Linked DNA regions of Homo sapiens: all the other regions are linked to region 1. The links are chromatin loops, found by intact Hi-C in ENCODE. Cell type or tissue: GM12878. All regions are shown on one strand. Links, peaks and the distances in the headings refer to the core of each region. The heading gives the core; the rest is flanking DNA.

The links. Hi-C counts contacts between places; a loop is a spot of excess contacts. Peaks named below come from ENCODE experiments on the same cell type or tissue, not always from the same donor. Only the 100,000 strongest peaks of a DNase experiment are listed, where the experiment ranks them.
Region 2: it touches region 1 in a loop (2.6-fold over the local background); 1 of 110 quality-filtered maps calls a loop at or near these places.
Region 3: a loop joins it to region 1, with 2.1 times the contacts of the local background. A loop is called at or near these places in 1 of 110 quality-filtered maps.

The regions. Positions count from the first base shown.
Region 1 is chr13:80,253,050-80,261,008 of GRCh38, forward strand. No RefSeq gene overlaps it. Among named protein-coding and RNA genes, the nearest start is that of SPRY2, 84 kb to the right of the region's middle. In GM12878, for the core only: no CTCF peak of the experiment used is centred there; a DNase peak (open chromatin) is centred at 3,731; H3K4me3 peaks cover 714 bases; H3K27ac peaks cover 1,407 bases.
Region 2 is chr13:80,044,391-80,052,349 of GRCh38, forward strand. No RefSeq gene overlaps it. Among named protein-coding and RNA genes, the nearest start is that of LINC01080, 37 kb to the left of the region's middle. RefSeq lists an enhancer at 4,549-4,798. In GM12878, for the core only: no CTCF peak of the experiment used is centred there; a DNase peak (open chromatin) is centred at 4,621; H3K27ac peaks cover 407 bases.
Region 3 is chr13:80,302,895-80,310,853 of GRCh38, forward strand. No RefSeq gene overlaps it. Among named protein-coding and RNA genes, the nearest start is that of SPRY2, 34 kb to the right of the region's middle. In GM12878, for the core only: no CTCF peak of the experiment used is centred there; a DNase peak (open chromatin) is centred at 4,771.

The DNA of each region.
Region 1 (7,959 bases), core at 1,414-6,413:
AATATGAAAATTTTACATAAGCCTTCCAGAGGCTATATTAGCCGAACATTGTCTCCATATAAGTTATTAGTTCTCTAAAAATAATTATCATATAAATTGATTATTTTTTTAATTTTAATTCATATAATAGAGCTTACTGTAGGCTTAAGTGTTATACAAATTTTCACAATAATCTATGAGGTAAGGGCTTTTATTATTTCTTGTTCCTTCCTCAAACATTAATGGTAGTCACTAGAGATGTCCACAAATATTCTGATGCTTCTCCCTCTAGGCACATGGTAAGCTGGGAACAAACAAGTTACCTGTTTGGCCACAGAAATATGTGGAGAAGTGGTGTCTGTCATTTCCTTGAAAAAAACTGACATATTTCTGTGTGATTCTCAACATCCCCTTCCCAATGCCTTGATGATTGTGGAAAGACTTATCAAGATGGCATTTTCATGATCCTAAGTACCAGAATAACCAACAGTAAAGCCCACATGTGAAACAACTAGAGTAAATTTGGGGAAAAAAAAAGTGTTGAGTCACTGAGATTTTGGAGTTGTTTGTTGCTGCAACATAACTGAGCTTTTCCTGACTGATGCACCAATTATTTCTTCCAACTTGCTCTTCTTAGTCTGGAATAGCATAACCCTAATTTGTCTGTTTATTTTAAAAAATGAATGAAAGGAGGTGATGAGCTAAGGAAGGGAGAAAAAGAGAGAGAGAGATACCTTTGGCTGATGTTGTTAATGCTTTTTACCTTTTTCTTCTTTGATTTTTCCATCTTCCTTTGATAAACATTGAGCCCCAAAATGGAATTTTACAGAATCAGGGTCAAGAATTGGGGCAGGTCATCTCTCAATACAGAAAGTAAACATGGAAGCTTCCCATTTCGAGCTCAATATAAGTATTCTTATTGGCTATGGTGGGAAAACTCAGTTGATTCTAGGATATCAAGTATCTTCTCTTGCTTACTATTAAAAACTCTGAAGATTTAGCCTGCATTCTATGAAATTATCATTTTTATGAGTCAAAATAGGTGAATAATTATAAAACACTTTCAAGATAGTCACCTTTGGCCCCTTCATATAACATTGGAAAGAATATTAATCTCATAAGATACACTCATGAGTTACTTAGACTGAGAAGCTGCATCAAGGGCATACTATTTCTGTATACATTTCCTGTTTCTATAATACTGACATCTTCATAGAGGCCTGTTATCTCACTCCATTGTCACACAACCCTGTGCTCCATGTAGGACAGGGATCAGTTTCTCCCTCTCTTAGTACAGAAACTGAGAAAGGTCCTTGAGGAATTGCCACACTGTCTTCCACAATGGTTGAACTAGTTTACACTCCCACCAACAGTGTAAAAGTGTTCCTATTTCTCCACATCCTCTCCAGCACCTGTTGTTTCCTGACTTTTTAATGATCGCCATTGAACTGGTGTGAGATGGCATCTCATTGTGGTTTTGATTTGCATTTCTCTGATGGCCAGTGATGATCATTTTTTCATGTGTCTGTTGGATGCATAAATGTCTTCTTTTGAGAAGTGTCTGTTCATATCCTTTGCCCACTTTTTGATGGGGTTGTTTGATTTTTTCTTGTAAATTTGTTTAAGTTCTTTGTAGATTCTGGATATTAGCCCTTTGTCAGATGGGTAGATTGTAAAAATTTTCTCCCATTTTGTAGGTTGCCTGTTCACTCTGATGGTAGTTTCTAGAAATACCATTTGACCCAGCCATCCCATTACTGGGTATATACCCAAAGGATTATAAATCATGCTGCTATAAAGACACATGCACACATATGTTTATTGTGACACTATTCACAATAGCAAAGACTTGGAACCAACCCAAATGTCCATCAATGATAGACTGGATTAAGAAAATGTGGCACATATACACCATGAAATACTATGCAGGCATAAAAAGGGTGAGTTCATGTCCTTTGTAGGGACATGGATGAAGCTGGAAACCATCATTCTAAGCAAACTATCGCAAGGACAGGAAACCAAACACCACATGTTCTCACTCACAGGTGGGAATTGAACAGTGAGAACACCTGGACACAGGGTGGGGAACATCACACACCAGGGACTGTCTTGGGGTGGTGGGAGGGGGGAGGTATAGCATTAGGAGATATACCTAATGTAAATGACGAGTTAATGGGTGCAGCACACCAACATGGCACATGTATACATATGTAACAAACCTGCACATTGTGCACATGTACCCTAGAACTTAAAGTATAATTAAAAAATAAATTAATTAAAAAAAAGAAAGTGCGAAAGGTGACTAGATGAAGATCAGAGAGTAGAAAGCAAGAGAGAACTGAGGTCATCAGTACTAACACACACGTGACACCTGTAATAAAAGGTTGCATGCTTTCTGATGCAACGATGTGTTTTATTTTAAACTATACATGATGCCAAAGTAACTATTTAATGTAAGCAGTCTCTTCAAGAATAAGAAAATAAATCAATTATTTAAAGTCTAGCTGTTTCAGTGAATTAACTAATTCAGTGCTAGTGATACAGCCACTTAGATACCATGTCAAATTTATAAAATACCTCTCCTTCCTGAACACTTCCAAACTCTCCCTGAAACTGCTTCATAATTCAATATTTCCATTTTAATTTTGAAGTCTCCACATTAACTTGAAGTTTATGAGGGCAACCTAGATCAGAATCTGATAATTTGATATTTGTTAGTTTCATCTTTGTTTTACTAATCTCACTTTCTTTACTGACGTCCAGGAGACATGCTGTCTTGATTCTCCTCTTAATTCAAGGCTCGTATTCTTTGCTAGTTCATCTTTCTGACCTCTAAATGTTGAACAAACCCAAAGCTCAGTCCTAGAATCTCTTTTTTTTTTCTATCTGCACTCCCTCTCTAACTAATCTGATACGTTCTCATCGCTTCAGATATTACATACAGACTTACAAATTTTAGCTGCCACTTCAACCACTCCCCTGAACACCAAACATATGTATCTAGTCACCTACTCATCTTTAAAATTTTCACAGTTAAGAAGTATCTCAAAATTAAGATGTCAAAAAATCAACTTTCTGATTTCCCACCAAAACCTGCTCCTCCTACATGCTTCCCTATGCCTCCAGTTGCTCAAGCCAAAAGCCTCAGAATGTGCCTTGACTTGCCTCCCCCATCTTATATCCAAGCCATCAAGGAATTCTGTCAGTTACACTGAAAAAATTAATCCAGCATCCTGCCATTTTAACAATCCCTCTAGTTTTCCATCACTGACACTCTGAGCCACATCAGCTATTATTTGGATGTCTGTAATAGTTTCTTAAGTCCTTGCCAAACAAGGTTTGGTATGTATAGCAGGGGCCTGGGCATTACCTGGGAGCTTATTAGAAATGCAGAATCAGTCCTCATCTTAGGCCTATGAAAATAGAACCTTTATTTAACAAGATTCTCTGTGATTTGTGTGCACAGTAGAATGTGAAAAACTTTATCCTAACTGGTCTTTCTCTTCCTTCTCTAGAACATATACATTTCGGTTTCAACATAGCGGCAGCCAGAGCGGTCCTCTTAAAGTGGAAGTGATATTCTGCTTCTCTCCTGCTTAAAACCTTCAGATCTCCCTATCTCCCTAAAAGCAACAACCAAAGTCCTTCCAGGGGCTACATGAACACCTGCATCGTCTGGAGTCTGCTATGACTCAGCCCTCAATGCCTACAATACTCATGCATTAAGAACATATTGAGTGGGTATGGAAAGTCTCTAAATCTTCTGGTCCACGCTTTAGCAAACACGTCTCAATATATTCTACTTCTACAGATGAGTAACTTCATTCTTGATGTTTTGTTTGTACTGATTTCGGTTTTTCACTGAGAAATTGAACTCTACTTTTTCTTGTCTTTAATTTCTGGAAAGCACCTACAAAATTTCCCAAACACTGACTACATTCCCCTAAATGCTTTAAAATCGGTAATTTTTTTAGAGACCTTAACTTTTACAGAGTTAATACTAGAATACTTACAAATGTCACTATATTATGGCCAGGATTTGTATCAAAATAATGGAGGTAGAGGTTCAGGAGTAGACATGAGAAAAGATGAAACAAGATTGGCCATAGGGAAGCTGGTTGTTAAGTACAGGAAGATTGCTTATGTTTTCCTATCAATTTTTGTGTATGTTAGAAATTTGTTATAACAAAATATATTTTTTAATTTTTTACAAATTTGTTAAAATAATTTTCTTCTTTCTTTTGATATCTGAATAAAATTATATGATGTTTACATTTCACTTTGGTGGTAAAAATGAACAACTAAGCTGAAATAATACCTTTTTTTTTGTTTTTGGAGACGGAGTTTTGCTCTTGTTACCTAGGCTGGAGTGCAATGGCTCGATCTCAGCTCACCGCCACCTCCGCCTCCCAGGTTCAAGCGATTCTCCTGCCTCAGCCTCCAGAGTAGCTGGGATTACAGGCATAGGCAGTCATGCCCAGCTAATTTTGTATTTTTAGTAGAGACAGGGTTTCTCCATGTTGGTCAGGCTGGTCTCGAACTCCCGACCTCAAATGATCCGCCCACCTCGGCCTCCCAAAGTGCTGGGATTACAGGCGTGAGCCACCGTGCCCAGCCTTTTCTTTTTTTTTGAGATGGAATCTCACTCTGTCACCCAGCCTGGAGTACAGTGGTGCAATCACAGCTCACTAAAGCCTCAACCTCCCAGGCTCAAGTGATCCTCCCACCTCAGTCTCCTGAGTAGCTAGAATCACAAGCACGTCCTACCTCACCTGGCTAGTTTTCAATTTTTTTTGTAGAGACAGGGTCTCACTATGTTGCCCAAGCTCTTCTTGAACTCCTGGGTTCAAGCAATCCTCCCACCTCAGCCTCCCAAAGTGCTGGAATTATAGGCATGAGCCACCACACCCAGCCTGAAGTAACACTTTAATAACTGTCCTTTATGCTTACGATTTTGTGTCTCCCTAAGCTTTTCTAGATTATATATCTTTGATAAAGGCTATTCTTATTAGGTTTTCTCAACAGCAGATCATCTTGGCCAGGCGCGGTGGCTCACGCCTATAATCCTAGCACTTTGGGAGGCCAAGGCGGGCAGATCACAAGGTCAGGAGTTCAAGACCAGCCTGACCAATATGGTGAAACCCCATCTCTACCAAAAATACAAAAATTAGCCGGGCGTGGTGATGTGCTCCTGTAATCCCAGCTACTCGGGAGGCTGACGCAGAAGAGTCCCCTGAACCCAGGAGGCGGAGGTTGCAGTGAGCCAAGATCATGCCACTGCACTCCAGCCTGGGCAACAGAGCGAGATTCCATCTCAAAAAAACAGACAAACAAACAAACAAAAAAACCCAGCAGATCATCTAAATGGAAAAGTTTGTCCTCCACAGAATCAGGAGAAACAAATAACTGTAACTAGTGGTATTAGTCCATTCTCACACGGCTATAAAGAAATAACCTGAGATTGGGGAATTTATAAAGAAAGGGGGTTTAAATTGGTTCATGGTTTCATAGGACAGGAAGCATGATGTTGGCATCTGCTTGGCTTCTATGGAAGCCTCAGGAAGTTTACAATCATGGCAGAAGGTGAAGGAGAAGCCAGCACTTTACATGGCCAGAGCAGGAGAAAAAGAGGGAGAGTGGGGAGGTGCTACACACTTTTAAACAACCAGATCCCATGACAACTCTATCACAAGACAGTACTAAGGGGATGGTGCTAACCCATTCATGAAGGATCCACCCGCCATGATCCAATCACCTCCCACCGGGCCTCATCTTCAACACTCGGGATCATAATTCAACGTGAGACTTAGGCAGGGACACAGATCCAAACCATGTCACTCTTTCAGGTAGCACTAAATTTTGAGGAAAATTACTGTTTACAGTTTGTGGAAGAGTAATGATATCCTACCATTTAATGGACAGTATTGGACTTTCTCCTTCATTTATTAGATTGTTTTCCTGACATAGAATCCAGCACATAGTAGGCACTCAACAAGTATTAGCTGAATAAATTTTTAAAAAGGAATAAATGAATAAGTGAGCAAATTAATGTTGATGACTGTGTTAAGAAATAAAATTTAATCGAATCTTTCCTGCTGTTGAAATTGCATTATGGCCAAACAGAATTTTCTCAAATGATTGCATAACAAAGGAAATTTATATTTCTCATCTGGTTAGAATGGCAAACCAATGTTTGTTTCAGGTTGCATTCTCAGAAAAAGTATTCTTAGATGGAAATTTGCATACAAGAGGTTGGTTGGAAAGTATAAGAGAGAACAGCACCTGTTACAGAGTAAGGGAAGCAGTGTTGGGCAAAAGGAGACTTTGTACTGTGAGACAGTTGTGCCAGAGGCCTCAGCCACTCCTACCTGGAGTTCCAGAGCTGGAGGGCACTTCAGTTGTTCCCAATCAAGAAAAGGGAACCAGGACTTTGGATCCCTTTCACAGAGCAGTAATTACTTGTGGACTGCCCCGAATCTCTCCTCCAAGAGCAATGCCTGGAGAGAGGATGAACTGTGAGCCATCTGCAGCCAAGCTACAATGTCTACTATAATCACCATTTTCATATCCAGTAGAGGAAATTTCACCCAAAAAAGTATTCTATAATTATTTTCTTCTTTGAAAAACAACTTCAGCTTTTATTTTAGATTAAGGAGGTACATATGCAGGCTAATTAAGAAAGAAAATAATTATTTTTTTTCCAAGTATTTCTCAACATGACCTATTCCCTTGCCATATGCTAAATCATTTCTGTGTAAACAGATAGTGAGCTTCTTCTAAAACATGTCCTTCTTCCCTTAAATCTATTATTGTTTTTCCTTTCTTTTAGGCCTCTTATTCCTTAACCTTATATATTCTTTGTTGTTTTAGTTTGTAAACTTTTTTATTATGGCTAAAGTATACACAATGTAATATTGTAGTATTTATCCTTTTTTTTTTTTTTCCCCCTTAAAACAGGGTCTTGCTCTGTTACCCAGACTGGAATGCAGTGGTGTGAGCAGGGCTCACTGCAGCCTCAACCGCTCAGGCTCTAGCGATCCTCCCACCTCAGCCTCCCAAGTAGCTGGGACTACAGATATTCACCACCACACCTGGATAATTTTTTTATTTTTTGTAGAGACAGGGTCTTGCTTTGTTGTTCAGGCTGGTCTCAAACTCCTGACCTCAAGTGATCTTCCTGTCTCAGTTTCCCAAAGTGCTGGGATTACAGGCAGAGCCATTGTGCCTAGACTGTTTTACTTTCTGACTATGAATTTGCCTATTCTAAGTACCTCCACTAAGTGGAATTATACAAAATTTTGCTTCTGTATTCTATGCCTGGCTTATTTCACTAAAGAAGATCCATCCATGTAACAGAGTTTGGCAGTTCAGTCAACACTTTCTCATAACTTTCCAGCATTGTGCTGCAGCATGGGAGACAGAGTGTGGAAAGTGTTGTAGAAAGTTACTAGAGATGGGGATAGAAGAAACAGCATACTAGAAAAGTCAGAGTTAAAGATGTCAAAATGCCAATAAAGAGGTATTTTTTTTCCAGGCTGAGTCTTGCTCTGTCAGGCAGGAGTGGAGTGGTGCAATCATGGCTCATTGCAGCTGCTACCCCTCAGACTTAAGCAATCTTTCCATCTTATCCTCCCAAGTAGCTGGGACTACAGGCACGCACCACCACACCCAGCTAGTTTTCTTTGTTTGTTTGTTTGTTTGTTTGTTTGTTTTTTGCATTTTTTCTAAAGACGAGGTTTCACCATGTTGCCCAGGCAGGTCTTCAACTCCTGGGCTCAAGTGATCTGTCTGCCTTGGCCTCCCAAAATGCTGAAATTATAGGCATGAGCCACTGTGCTGGGCCCCCAATAAAGAGATGATTAAAGTCAATGCTGGGAATGAGAGGCTACTCCTATGACTTCGTGGATCAGAGCCCTCTGCTCCCCTGAACTACCCACACCATCTTATGATTTTGCATGGGAGAGGCAAGTTGCTTTTGTT
Region 2 (7,959 bases), core at 1,845-6,844, 210 kb before region 1:
AATTAAACCTCTCTTCTTCAAAAATTACCTAGTCTTAGGTAGTTTTTTATAGCAGTGTAAAAACAGACTAATTCACATGGGGACTAGAGACAGCTCATTCCCTAAATTAAAAAAGAAGTACCTAAATAAGCTACACTAAAATTATCTGAGACTGTATATTTATGCTTCTATTTCCATCATGGGATAGCAAGTTTCTCAACGGCAAGAACATGTGTATTTAACTGTCTGGTACATAGTCATCATTTACCGCAATATACAAAGCAACTTACGTCTCTAGAAAGTATGTTGGCCCTTTATCCTCATCTATTTGACCTCTCAGCATTCTGCCCCTGGTCCTCTCCACCAGTGACAGCACTAAGGCCCATGGACTTGAAGACCACCTAAAAGCTGATGATTTACCAGACTGGAACTCTGGTTTCAATGCTTAGCATCTGTGGTAGCATCTCAAATGTAAGAGAATTAGTAGTTCTGTCTTTTCCTCTATCCCTTAAAAGCTGTTTGTTCCATGTATCCTTCATTTCAGAAAATGGCATCACCATCCTCTAAGTTCTTGCTATGGCCTGAATATTTGTGCCTCCCCCCAAATTTATATATTGAAGCCATTATTCCCAGTAGATGCTGTTTGTATGCAGAACTTTTGGAGGTAATTAGGTCATGGGGTAGAGCCCTCATGAGATTAGTGTCCTTATAAGAAGGGACATAAGAGATGATTTCTCTATCCATCATGTGAGGACACAGCAAGAAGGCAGTCATGTGTAAACCAGAAAGGGGGTCCTCTCCAGGAAATGAATTGGCTGGCACCTTGATCGTGGACTTCTCAGCCTCCAGACTGTGAGGAATAATTTCTGTTGTTTAAGCCCTGCAGTCTATTTTATTTGTTTTGGCAGCTGATGAAGCTAATGCTCAAGATAAAATCCTGGTTACTTACCTTGCTATTATGCCTCATGTCTAAACCATAAGCAGGCTCTTCAGTCCTACTTAAGCAGCATACCCAGAATCCACTGAACTCATTTTATCTTTACTGTCATTGTCCTCATCACAGACCCATCATCCTCCATTCCTCCAGTGGCAGCCACACTGATTTCTTTGCCCTCTCTAGTGACCCTTCCTTCTGCCTATTTCCACATAGAAAACAGGACAATCTTCTAAAATTGCAAATTAGATCATATCATAGGTTAGAACACTTTAATTGTTCTCAGTGGACTTTGGGAAAAAAACCAAAAAAAAAAAAAAAAAAAAAACACCCAAACATTGGAACTCTTTTTCAGAGTGTATGACATGGCCTATGACATTCTAGAAGATCTGACCTCCCCACTAGTCTCTAGTCTCATCTGGGATGCTTTCCCATCACCTGTTTTGTTCCAGCCACATTGGTCATTGTTCTTTCCTTCAAATACACTATTATCTTATTTACTTATTTTCTAGTTTTGTTGTTGTTGCTTTTTTTCTTTTTCTGAAACAGGATCTTGCTCTGTCACCCAGGCTGGAGTGCAGTGGTGCAATTGTAGCTCAGTGCTTGAACTTGAACTTTGAGCTCAAGCAATCCTCCCACCTCAGCCTCCTGAGTAGCTGGGGCTACTGGCACTCTCCGCTATGCCTGGTTTATCTTTTTTAGTTTGAGTATAGACGAGGTCTTGCTGCATAGCCCAGGCAGGTGTCTTCTAGTTTTTGTTTGTTTGTTTGTTTGTCTTTTGAGATGGAATCTTGCTCTGTCATCCAGGCTGGAGTGCAGTGGTGTGATCTCAGCTCACTGCAACCTCCACCTCCCGGGTTCAGGCGATTCTTCTGCCTCAGTCTCTTGAGTAGCTGGGATTACAGGCGCACGCCACCATGCCCAGCTAATTTTTGTATTTTTAGTGGAGATGGGGTTTTACCATATTGTCTAGGCTAGTCTCAAACTCCTGAACTCATGATCCGCCCACCTCGGCCTCCCAAAGTGCTGGGATTACAAGTGTGAGCCACCGTAGTTTTTTACTACACCCCCTCTAGTTTTTTACTACACCCCCCTCACTAGACCATTAGCTTCTTGAGGCAATGGATCTGCTTTTCTTTTCACTATCCTTTCTCCAGCACTTAGACCAGGACATACACTGTAACAGGCCCTTAGCAGATATTTGTTGAATGAATTAATTACTACAAAATGAGAGCTTGTGGAAGTAGGCTGAATTGAATGAGAGAAGTAATGACAGTAGGAGAAATAATAGCACACCCTTGGAAAAGAAATTGGTGAGGAAAGAAATCACACAACGAAAAGTAAAACTTTAAGAGATTCTGGATGTTAGGTTTTAATAAGTTTGGATCATGCACCCCTTTACAAATGTTATGACATTGTATGACCCACATTTTCAAGGTGTTCCTTGGATACTCTGAATCTCAATCAAGATCCTCTCAGCAAGGGTCATGGATGCCAGTATAATAATTTCTAGAAGGTGATCACTGACAGCTTTACCTTCTGGGGGAACACTTCATTCTGAAGATTAGCCCCCATTTTACATTGCCACTTTTTTGACATGTCAACCATTATCTCAAATTCCCCCCTTTAGATAGACAAAAACGAGAGTACCCACCTGGTGCTGAATTAACCTTGAGAAATTTTAGGTTAGGTAAGGCTGTGTAGGATAAAATATAAAACAAAAAAATTACCTTAAGAATCTGTTTCCCACAGTGGAGTTCCTCCAGATACAGCCAACTTTGCTAGGTTTCACTTAATTATAATTAAAATATCATTATTAAAATTTCTCAGGAATTACACTGTGCTCATCGCTTCCAGAAAGAAGTAAATTATTGTCAAACTGTGTGGATACAGATCCTTGGGTCGAATATAGTTTTTCCACTGGATTAGTCTAAAAGGTAAAAGAAAATGCATGTCTTTAGAGCATTTCCTCTTGTGCACATTCAAATATACAGTGTGTTGAAGGCCTGGGAGGCCATCCAACCTCCTACCTGTTGGATTACACTAGGATAGTGTCACATTTTACTAACACTCCCTAGAAAACCTTATTTTAGAAACATTTTCCGCCTCATTTTATCTGAGTTTGCTCAAGGAACTGAAATCGTCGTGTGCTGAGCTCAATGCCATGTGCAAGGTCTCCGACTAGCACACAGAAAACTCTAAGGAACTGTAATTCAGTGATTCTTGCCATCTGCAAGCCTGTGGAATTCAGGTGCCCACAGGAAGGAATGGAGAGGTTTTTCCAGCCTGACCATATCAGCCGTCTCACCACAAGAACCTTCTGTTTTGGCTGTCGTCCCTCTATCAGACTCAGGCTGTTCTTTATGGCCAACTGTGAGTTTAACGTGTCTGGTTTACATTCTGTTGGTAAAGTGTTTCTCTCAGTTCCAAGCTCCTTTCCTTCCATCCGATGGCTTGACTGCTTTGTATTCATGTTTGTTTTTTAAGAGGAGGTAGGATGGGTGGACGTTAGGGACCATAAAACAACTCTAGAAGTTTGCATTCACAAAATAGTGAAATTAATACTAATAAGGAGAAAGACAGGCACTGATAGTGCAGCAGAGAAAATCCAACAAGTAGGATCAGAGGTGTAAGGATGTGGTAGGTGATTAAATAACTCTGTCAGTGTGGAGTGGGCAGTAACTAACCATTTTATTTTTAATTTTTTTGGTGAATTAAGCAGAAGTTTTAATGACTATCCCTTTCTCATATTTGTGAGGTGTGGGCTGCTGTAAGCTATAGAACCATGGCAAAGGGCTTAATGGGGAGGAAAACAGTTTTAAAATTTCTCTTAGAACCCAGCCCACTGGAATTATGAAAGCAGCCTCAGTAAGTAAGATAGACTTGCATGCGTCCAGTTACAGAGGTGTAGGGAAAGGAATGACTCTAGTTACTGGAAACTAGTATTTGCATTGGACAACATTATTATTTGAATTGGATGGTGGAGGCAAAAGTACATCTTAACTTTATCAAACATGTTTCAGATGCAATTCTTAATTCCTCCACTTAAGGCCATTATGCTTGTGGATACAGGATGATAGTTAATACTTTTAAAACACATTTTAAAAAATTACCTTTAAGCTCCTCAAGTATTCTAAGGATATTCTTAAGCTCCTTAAGAATTCCAACAATAATTTGTTTGCAGGCCAAAGACTGACACCTGCTATATCCTATTGTTGATTATTTTACAAAAGTAATTTAGTTATAGAGGCTTCTATAAAAGCATGCCTCACTAATTTTGTGTGCCTAAAAGAATCAGAGAAACATGCTTAAGAAAATATTTTCCCTCCCCAGGGAGTAAAACAGGCTGGGCTGTGCCCATCTAACAAGGTAGCTTGCATTTTAAGGTTACATTCACTGGGATGAAAAAATATTTTAGTTCAGGTAATTTCTGAAGATTACTCAGTTAAAGGTAAATGAAATATCTTCCTCAGAATAAGAGGAGCTCAGCATTTAAGGGACCTGCTTTTCTAAGTTCTCCTTCCCTTCCATTTTTATCAGCTGGATTGAGAGTGGGTGGTTCTCACTGATCACCACCAAGGATAGCTCAGAGCGCTGAGCCTTTGCAGCTTAGTAACTTGCAGGAAGCGCTTCCCTGTTCACTCACAGGCACATCACGCTTCAATCTCCCCAGGGAGGGTGCACTCGAGGTTTGAGCGTGGGGGTGGAAATGGAGGCGTTTCCGTTCTATTTTGGTTTCTCCTACTGACTGGCTGCTCAGCTGTTCATGAGTCATCCTAACCTCAAAATCTGTCATTAAAACAGAAATAATGATACCTATTTTCTGTGCCTTACATGAATTGCATGAAGACATTATTCATATTTCTGAAATACATGTGAGAATTAGTCAAGGTTAGCTGTAAGAAAAAGTACAATGGAATTGTTTTTAATCCATGATAGCTATGCTTTTATCATTTAGATTTTGAGAATTCTCTGTACTGAAAAATGAAGAATGAGAAGAGATCCTAATAAGGATTAAATTTGACAAAACACTTATTTGATGAACTGGATTAAGATACATACAGTTTTTTTAAATATATGGCATAAGAATGTATTTATTCACATGTTCACTTAATAACATTTTATTGAACATCCCGGCATTGACTTAGACACTAGAATTACCACTATGACACAGAACCTCTCCTAAAGGAGACCACTAGAAACAAGACTACATGATTCTAGGTGACTGCATATGCAAATCTGGTGATATTTGAGAGATGTGCATTTTAATATCATCTATACCAGTGATTCTTAAAACAGAGATTAGGAACTTCGGAGAGAAAGAATTCAGCTTCATAGGAAGAAAAAAATCTACATTTATCGTGAATATGTTTTTCTACAGCTTATTTTATATTACTTAGTTGTTCTTTTTCTAAGCTTGTAAGTTTAATGTTTATATTTTACTCATTCATATTTAGAAATAAAAACATTAAAGACGTGAGTTTGTCTCTGGATACCATTTTGTCCATATTCTATATATTGCTTTTCCTATTTAGTGCTGTCAGTATTATGTAATAAATGCTCTATAATTGAAACTTTTATTAGGTGATCCTATTAACATTTCTAAATGATAACATGACTATGGTTTAGTTTTTGCTGTCAGCATCCAGCAAGCTTACATTAAGCAGATTTGTTTGCAATAGCAGTTTCTTTTGTCTTTCTCGTAAAGTGCAAGTTCCTCATGTGAATTGTTATATACTTGATCTCTGGCTAGGAAGAGTGTTTTACAGCAGCCCCATTTAATTCTTCCTGGTCCATCCATGCACAGGCTTCTACCACATTAAGCATCTTTACTACACACTCCTGTAACCAGACTTCTGCCAAACTGAGCAGTCTTTATAGCAGGCCCCTACAAACAATAAAAGCAAGTTTCTTTATTTGGGTTTGGAGAACAAAAATAGAAATGGAAGAAACTACCTGTTCCTTATTCTCTCATTCTAGGTCCAAGAGAAGATACCCTCACAAATTGGCATTCTCTCCTTGGGATAGATGGGAGAACTCTGTGTGTGATATTATTGAGCTGTCTTGGACTTGAGCTCAGTTATGTGGTTTCCTCTATTTCCTGTCCTGGGAAGAGATGAAAGAGTAGCCCTGAGCCTCTGTGCAGCAGCATCCAGACACCATGGCTAGAATCCCAAATTCTTAGCCTCAGTCTATGAGCTGGGCTTAGATCTTTGATTATGTTGCCCTTCCCTCCCAAACAGGGCTGCCTCCTCAGTGGTTCCTCTCTCCCAATCTTGTCACATGACATATGTGGTTCCTTTCTTAGTGCTTTATTTCTTCTACCAAACATCCGCTCAGAGAGAAGTAGGATTCTAATTATTATTGTCACAATGGTTTTAGCTCATTTAGTAGAAATAAAATTTATAAAATATTTATAAATAAATTTATTCTTTTAGCTAGCTCATGCTGACCAATATATAAGGTATTTTTTGATTCATGATAAATTTTGAGCCAAAACACACTTGCCATCTGAACCCTAAACACGTAAGTAGGATGTTTCCCTTTCTTTTGCTAAGGGACAAATTTCACGATAATATTTTGTGCAAAGTGCACATACACAGGTGAGCATTTTCCTTCCATTCTCACCTCTCAAAGTAAGATAATGAAAAAACCTTAGAAATTTGTACAAGAACTTAATGAAATTAGATTTTTTAAAAATTAGATAATTCTCAATTCTCTGCTTCTAATTCGCCAGATTTTGCATGCTCCTTTGGGCATTCTCTTTTTCTCCTCAGAGTTTCTTGGTTCCCATCACACAAAATGATCCTTGCTAAAGGTATCAGGATCAAACCCTAACCTCTCGTTCTTCAACTGTCCATTTAAATTCCATCAATAGGCTCATGCAAATTACAGATGTTGTGAACAATTCTTTTATTGGGAGAAATTGAAAGAACACTATTTTAACAGTTTAATCAGCATCAAATTAACCTTGCTTAGTCCTGTTCTCAACTAGCAGCTAGTCTTCTGACCAGTCCCATGACCAAGGGCCCACATGTGTCACCAATCGCTAAATATCTGACATAGCCATCTTTGAGTATTTACCTGGAAAACCTACTCATCCTTTTCATTCTATACCTTTATCTTCATTCTCTCATCCATTCTCTGATGCTTTGGCATTCTACCCACTACCTCTTCATTAGTTAAGTGGTTGCTTCTTTCTATCTAGCCAGACTTCCTGATGCCAATTCATGTCCTGACCAAATTTTTGCCTCTCACCTCCTGCTTCCCTTTCCTCCATCATCATGTTCACACTGACTTTCTCCTGAGACATCATCTGTAACTTCTTTAAGGACCTTCCTTATGTTGATGACCTATCTAAGGGGCCCTCTATCACCCACATCATGCTATTTTTAGCACTAGGAAAGGTGGAAACTGCTCAGAATATTTATCACGTGTCTTTAACAGGATCCTAATTTTCATGTACTACTTCTGAAGATACATTATAAGAGAATTCCAAACTGCAGAACAAAGGGTAAGTCTACAAAGGTGCTCAGTGTCTTCATTTATAACAGAAAAATAATTAGAATATGCTAGCCACAAAAGAGTATTTAATAATAATAAACCACCCGATATACCTTAATGCAACTATTAAAATTATGTTTCTAAAGAGAAAGCACTGTAATTATATGGAAATATCACTACAGCATTATGGTAACTTTTTAAAAAATATAAGATTTACTTTATAGAGCATAACTAAGTCCTGTTTGCTTGTCTGTTTAACTTAGTCATAGAAGCCAAGACTGGAAAGAATAGAAGCAAGATAAATGTGAGCAACTGACTATCACATTGAAAGCCTACTTTCAATTTTTCTTCATTTTCTAAATTTCTCTAATGATTACTGTGGTAGACAACCTCTAACATGGTCCCTTGTTGTACTCACCTTGTGCAATTCACACCTGGATATTATCTCCTCTTGTTGAGGGTGAGCTGTACTTGTTTCTAATCAATAGATTGTGGTCAAGATGATGGGATGTCACTTTCATAAATAGATTACAAAAGATTGT
Region 3 (7,959 bases), core at 1,845-6,844, 50 kb after region 1:
GTTAGCCAGGATGGTGTCTATCTCCTGATCTCGTGATCTGCCCGCCTCGGCCTCCCAAAGTCCTGAGATTATAGGCGTGAGCCACCGCGCCCTGTCCGAGACGGGATTTCACCATGTTGGTCAGGCCGGTCTTGAACTCCTGACCTTGTGATCCACCCAACTCAGCCTCCCAAAGTGCTGAGATTACAGGTGTGAGCCACCGTGCCCGGCCCGATACCCTGATTTTCTTAATAAACAGTCATATCACCTGCAAATAAATGATATTGTCCCACGCTTCGTTTCCATTTTTTCCAGCTGAGTACACTGGATAGGATCTCTAGAACAATCTAGAATAACAAGGGCATTGGCAATATTCAAGAGGGTTCACGTATGCCCTGAGTAAGACACTGCAGAACTGGCCTTAAGGCCTCTATGGACGGATATAAAAGGAAACGGGTTTCAAAGGACGATGCTCTAGGGCACTGTGTACTCCATGGAAGACCTCCTGTTCCTCAGCTTTGCTGACATTCACAGTCTCAAATATAGCAACTTTCCTAACAACCATGTGGAAAAATCCCATCATGTTCTCAACCACTGTTTTTGTCCCAGTCACGAGACATTTAAGACCTCCAGCTCATTCTTTATTCCCCAGACGCTAATCTCCAAAGAGTTTGGTAAAACACATTTTCTGACCTCATCTCTTACTGTTCCTCATCTCCTTTCACTCTTGCACCATGCCCTCTGGAACTCCACATCATCTTCTGTGAAATTTTTGCCTTCTCACTCTGGAACCTAACCTTGTCCTGAAGCCATCATTTTCCCAAGGTCCTTGCAAGAGACATCTGTTTTCTCTCTTACAGCCCTACTATCACTAGGCCTGGTGGAAGATTAGGTATCCTGTGTTCTGGAATAGTTTGAATAACATAGGAATTATAATTTTTTACAATTAATTTATATATAGAATAGCCTATAAATCTCTCAGTACTTAACATGCTTCTAGTTGTAAATCTTTAACAACCTTTTCAATGTTTCTGTGTTGCCCGTCTATTCATATTTCATTCTCCTTGAATAAATCTTGCTAATTCACTTTTTTTTAGGAAAGTTTCAATTTTATCCAGATTTTCAGATTGTTTAATAAACAACCCCAACTCATTAAAAGTTATGTTCTTTAGGCCAGGTGTGGTAGCTCATGCCTGTAGTTCCACTACGTTGGGTAGGCGAAGGCAGGGGGATAACTTGAGCCCAGGAGTTCGAGACCAGCCTGGCCAATACAGTGAAATCCTGTCTCTACTAAAAAGGTACAAAAATAGGCGGGGTGTGGTGGTGCATGCCTGTAATCCCAGCTACTTGGAGACTGAGGCATGAGAATAGCCTGAATTGGGGAGGCGGAGGTTGCAGTGTGCCAAGATCCTGCCACTGGACTCCATCCAGCCTGAGTTACAGAGCCAGACCCTGTCAAAAAAAAAAAAAAATATATATATATATATACACACACACACACATATATATACACACATATATACACACACACACACATATATATACACATATATATATATAAAATGTTCTTTGAGTGTAGCATCATTGGTTTCCCTTTTTTTTTTTTTTTTTTTTTGAGATGGAGTTTCGCTCTTGTTGCCCAGGCTGGAGTGCAATGGCCCGATCTTGTCTCACCACAACCTCCGCCTCCTGGGTTCAAATGATTCTCCTGCCTCAGCCTCCTGAGTAGCTGGGATTATAGGCATGTGCCATCATACCTGCCTAATTTTGTATTTTTGGTAGAGATGGGATTTCCCCATGTTGGTCAGGCTGGTCTGGAACTTCCAACCTCAGGTGATCCTCGCACCTTGGCCTCCCAAAGTGCTGGGATTATAGGCCTGAGCCACAGCGCTCAGCCCATTGGTTTCCCTTTAAGCCTATATCAAATGGAGGGAAACCACCTCAAAATCCCCTGTGTATCATAAAATTGAATTGTTTTGCTTTATATACCTGATGGAGAAATAGAAGCACTGAGGTCTGTGAAGGCACATTTATTGAGGGAGGGGATTGTGGCCTATTTCTTTGACTTGGCTTATCACATGTGTTAGATGCATTGAACACTCAAAAGGGGACTATATTGACTGTGCCAGATGGAATGAGAATTTCTTTGTTTCCTGCATAGGTTAGTTGGGTGTAAATCTAGGTACCTCACTTATCTCCTTTATCTTTCCTGTACTACCTACGTTGAGTATACCTATATATCTGTTTAAATCTTGGACAATCCAATATTCTGAAAGCATTAAAACAGGAGTACTTAGCCCTACTATTATATTAAGGCATTAAACCAATTAAATTGAGACCCTACTATGGACAAAATGCTTTACTATACTGAGAAATATAAAGAAAAATGAGACATGGTCTTTGCCATCCAAGAACTGACAATCCAATTGGGAAAACTTGTGTTGAAGAAGCTCCAATAAAAGTTTACAAAAAAATTACTGGCCAGGCACGGTGGCTCATGCCTATAATCCCAGCACTTTGGGGGCTGAGGTGGGTGGATCACAAGGTCAGGATATCAAACCCATCCTGGCTAACATGGTGAAACCCCAACTCTATTAAAAATACAAAAAATTAGCTGGGCATGGTGGCACATGCCTGCAATCCCAGCTACTCAGGAGGCTGAGGCAGGAGAATCGCTTGAACCCGGGATGTGGAGGTTGCAGTGAGCCGAGATCGCGCCACTGCACTCCAGCCTGGGTGAAAGAGCGAGACTCTGTCTAAAAAAAAAAAAGAAAAATTACGAAACATCAGTATAGTATTATTCTATTCAATGTCGATCCAGTCAGTTTTCATATACCCAGTGCTATACTGGACATTATTTGTACAAAGACTAGTGGTCCTCAAGAAGCTAATGATTGAGCAGAGAATCTCAGATATATAAAATTTGTTACACTCTGATGTAATTTATTCATCTCTGTGATGAATAAAATGCCACATGAGAGTCCAAAAGAAAGTTGTGTCTGGGTAAGGAAATGAGTGGCTGAGAAGATGATGATAAATTTAACTAACACAGGAAATGCAGGCAAAATAGCTCATTTTAGTGGGATGCTCATTTTAGCTGTTGGAGCTGAAGATTACATTTTGAAATCAGTTTCACTTTAGTAATAACTAAAACACTGGGGACAAATGCCCTGGCCCGGGGAAAGAATCTGTAGTAAGTTAAGATTAAAAAAAAAAATCAGGCTAGAATCATGGGAAAAATTCAAGATGTGCTAAAGTTCAAAACGGGTGCTGTGAGAGTTTAAGGAAGGCAAAGTTTAATTCTTTCTGAGATCATCAGGGAAGGTATTTTGGAGGAAGTGAGATTTACAATGGAATTTAAAAGTGCAGATGAGGAGAGTATAATATTAAAGAAGATGGAAATTCCAGATCTAGAGAACTATTTGAATAATAGTTGATGAATGCTGCTTCAGAAATGTAGTTTATTCATAAGAAGAGTAAAGTTGAGGAGAGATGGAGAGAAATTGTACAATGATTGTAAAGCTGGTTATTTCAAGGTGTCAACTAGTAGGGGATATGTTTGGCTATAGAAGAATTTTGAGCAGGAGAGTTTCAGAATCAGCTGTGAGTTTCAGAAAGCTTGTGGAAAGCTCTCTGTGGAAAAGTAAGGCGCTCTATCCTTTTCCAGGCCAGATCTCCAAATGGCCCTTTTGTTAGGGAACCAGGGAGAAATCTCTGTCTTTCCTGGGCGGAAAAAGGAGATGGAAGGATATTTTTTCTTTCTCCAAGATCCTAGGTAATCTTTAACTCAGACCCCTATCTGACCCATAAACTAAAGAAATAGACTGATTAATCATCTAATTATGAAAAATCTGGCTTTTAACTTGAGCAAATTTATAAACTAGTTATGACAGCCTTTCAGAAGAAAAATATCTTTCATCATCCCTGTAACTTAAAGAACAGAGTCTTAAATTGTATATTATTTATAACGTTGGCAATTGGAAATTGTTCAAAAGTTTGTCACTGAAGAATAAATTATTTGTGACTTTATAATTATTTACATTTCAGATATGATATATTTGTTCTTACAAGTAGAAAAAAATGATTTTTTTATCTATGAAATTCTGTAGCTTCCTTTATTTACATATCTCAGTGATTTATGAAACCATCTTTATGCTGTTTTATTTAAAAAAAAGAAGAAGAAGAAGAAGAAATGCTTAAGAATTGTTATTCCTGGAAATAGTTCTATTTATGCATGGCTATTAAGTTTTAAAAAATCAATTTAAAGAGGATCTTCCATTATATTTTACTTTTCATTTCATATTTTACATTTTTTTTCCTGAAACACTAACATGGAAATGCTTTCGGTTGTAAATTTCCAGGGGAATATAGAAATGGTATTATTGAAAAGCATAAAGAAGATTAAAAAGAACCAGGAGAGATGCAAATGACATTTCAAATAAGGATGTTGAAAGTTTCTTCATGTCATTTGTTATTTGCAGGAAGGGTGAGAAGTTTTGCTAGATAATGTTGACAATTGTTTAGAAAACTTTCTACAGGAATTGGAAGGACACGTGACTTTCCCATGAGGAAAAGAGAGCAGGTATTTCGCTGGGCCGACTTTAACCTTAAGTACCAGAGACAGAAATGAAACTTACTCTTCTGAGAGAGTTAGCAGTGGTGTTCAACGTTTTACAAACTCTCCCCGGAGTCTGTTGCTAAATTTGTGCCCAGCAACGTTCATACCTTATTCATGTTCCATAAAAGAGAGGTCAAGGGACGTTAGAGTTTGTTGATTTTAACAGCCTGAGAATTTGAGTCCAGTGGGATTAAAATCCCCTCTCACTTCCTTTATGAAACCACTGTGCTATTATTTGAATAAGTTGTCTGGGTATCTTTTTGATTTCTGTGAGGCACTATAGTAAGGAGAGATGCCATGATGAGAATCAGAACTCACGTATTAAGCACACGTTGTCTCTGGACATAGACCAGACAGTGGGGGTTTCTATCAGCCAACTTGAACTTAATATTCATGACACAGGCAGCAGAACAACATTAAGACAAGATATACATAATCAGAAAGGCAGTTTTCCTAAACTGTGTTTTGATAAATGTTCATATATGTTCCTTGAAAATAAACAGGTAAAATATCCATTTAAAGTACAAGATGGATTAATAGATTTTCTTGTAATTAAGTATGAAAAGTTCATTGATATGATTTTGGATTCTATATTTCAAGTAACCCTTAAGAAACTACCAGATGCTAAATTTTGGTATAGTACTACAGAATACCCACAATTTTCTGAAAATGTTGTTTAGAAACTCCTGCTTTTTTTTTTTTTTTTTTTTTTTTTTTTGAAACGGAGTCTCGCTCTGTCGCCCAGGCTGGAGTGCAGTGGCATGATCTCGGCTCACTGCAAGCTCCGCCTCCTGGGTTCCGGCCATTCTCCTGCCTCAGCCTCCTGAGTAGTTGGGATTACAGGTGCCAGCCACCACGCCCGGCTAATTTTTTTGTATTTTTAGTAGAGACGGGGTTTCACCATGTTAGCCAGGATGGCCTCGATCTCCCTTCCTCGGCCTCCCAAAGTGCTGGGATTACAAGCAAGCCACCACGCCCGGCCAGAAACTCCTGCTTTTTAAACTACATGTAATACCAGATTTTCTTCAACTACTTCAACCAAAACAACATTTCACAAGACTGCAATAGCAGTTGGGAGTATTCAACTATCTACTTTTAAGCCAGACATTAAAGTGATTTGCAGAAACGTAAAACAATGCTACTGTTTTCATTGATTTTTGTTTGTTTTTTAAAAGCTTTCATAAAAATATGTTATGTATATTAACATGTTAGGGTATATTTATTATAGCTGTTTTATTTTATTTATCTATTTTTATTTTATTTATTTTTTTAAACAGGATCTCGCTCTGTCATCCAGGCTGGAGTGCAGTGGTGTGATTACAGTTCACTACAGCCTTGACTTCCCAGGTTCCAACAATCCTGCCACCTCAGCCTCCCGAGTAGCTGGGACTACAGGTGCATGCTACTACACCCGGCTCATTTTTATATTTTTACTGGATGTGGGGTTTCACCACATTTCCCAGGCTGGTCTCGAACTTCTTGGCTGAAGTGATCTGCCAGCCTCAGCCTCCCAAAGTGCTGAGATTGCAGATGTCAGCCATCGAATCTGGCTGTAGCTATTTTAAATTAATTAATTAATTAATAGTTTATAAATGTTAAAAATGGCTCTTAGGGTCAAATGCACTTGAGAAATGAAGATAGAATATTGAATGTCTTCAAATAAGTCTCAATTGTATTAACAGTACAGGAACAAATTTGTTCTTACTGCAAATAATAAAACCACCATCATTGAATATACCTGATTTTTAAATTAATTTAATGTTTTATGATACAGTGATTTAAAATTTTGATTCTAGATTTACTTAATATTGATAATTGGTTTGGCAGCTCTAAATGTTGGAAAAAAGAAATGTCCCAATTATATATATAAAATAACACTTTAGGTGTGTTTCATTGCTAACAATAGTAAATATTTCACATATCTCCCTTCACCCCCATTTCCTCTCAGACTGATCTTTTTCCCTCGTATTATGATTGATAATGAACTTCAACTTGGAATAGGAATATCAACTCTGTCATCTTCTTACTTCTCACCTGTCCTTACACTATTAGAATTACAATTTTTGGTCTTTATTTAGACTGTGAGTGTGAGGCTAAGGTCGGTTTAAACTAGTTGATGTAATGGACAAACACGCCTAACCCAGGACACATAACTGTCAAATGTTGGTACACACTGAAAGCAAAGTGGCCGGACGTGGTGGCTCACGCCTGTAATCCCAGCACTTTGGGAGGCTGAAGCAGGGAAATCACCTGAGGTCAGGAGTTCTAGAACAGCCTGATCAACATGGAGAAACCTCATCTCTACTAAAAATACTAAATTAGCTGGGCTTGGTGGCACATGCCTGTAATCCCAGCTACTTGGGAGGCTGAGGCAGGAGAATCTCTTGAACCCAGCAGGCAGAGGTTGTGGTGAGCCGAGATCGCGCCATTGCACTCCAGCCTGGGCAACAAGACCAAAACTCCGTTTTTTTAAAGAAGGAAGGAAGGAAGAGAGGGAGGGAGGGAGGGAAAGAGAGAGAGAGAAAGGGGGGAAGGAAGGAAGGAAGGAAGGAAGGAAGGAAGGAAGGAAGGAAGGAAGGAAGGAAGGAAGGAAGCAAGCAAAGCTCGAGTGAAAGAGCCATGACCAGCCCCTTTCCTCTTCCTGAGGTGCAGCTCACCACACATGAATGCCTGGCACAAGGACCAGACCTTGTCATCACTAGCAGGTGTCCCTATAATAGATACAATGAATGACACTTTGAGAGGCCAAGGCAGGTGGATCACTTGAATCCAGGAGTCCGAGACCAGCCTGGGAAACATAGTGAAACCTTGTTTCTACAAAACACACACACATACCCATGTGAGCTGGGTTTGGTAGCACATACCTGTAGTCCACCTACTTGGGAGGCTGAGGTAGGAGGTTGAGGCAGAGTTGCAGTGAGCTGTGATTGCACCACTGCACTCCAGCCTGGGTGAAAAAGTGAGACTCTGTTTCAAAACAAAACAAACCAAAAACACAATTATTTGTTATTATTATTATTATTTTTTTTTTTTTTTGAGACGGAACTTAGCTCTTATTGCCCAGGCTGGAATGCAATGGCACAATCTCAGTTCACCGCAACCTCTGCTTGCCGGGTTCAAACAATTCTCCTGCCTCAGCCTCCCGAGTAGCTGGGATTACAGGTATGCACCACCATGCCTGGCTAATTTAGTATTTTTAGTAGAGATGGAGTTTCTCCATGTTGGTCAGGCTGGTCTTGAACTCCCGACCTCAGGTGATCCACCCGCCTCAGCTTCCCAAAGTGCTGGGATTACAGGCATGAGCCACCGTGCCCGGCCTATTTGTTATTATTTTTAAGATACAAAATAGGTATGTTCTTTCT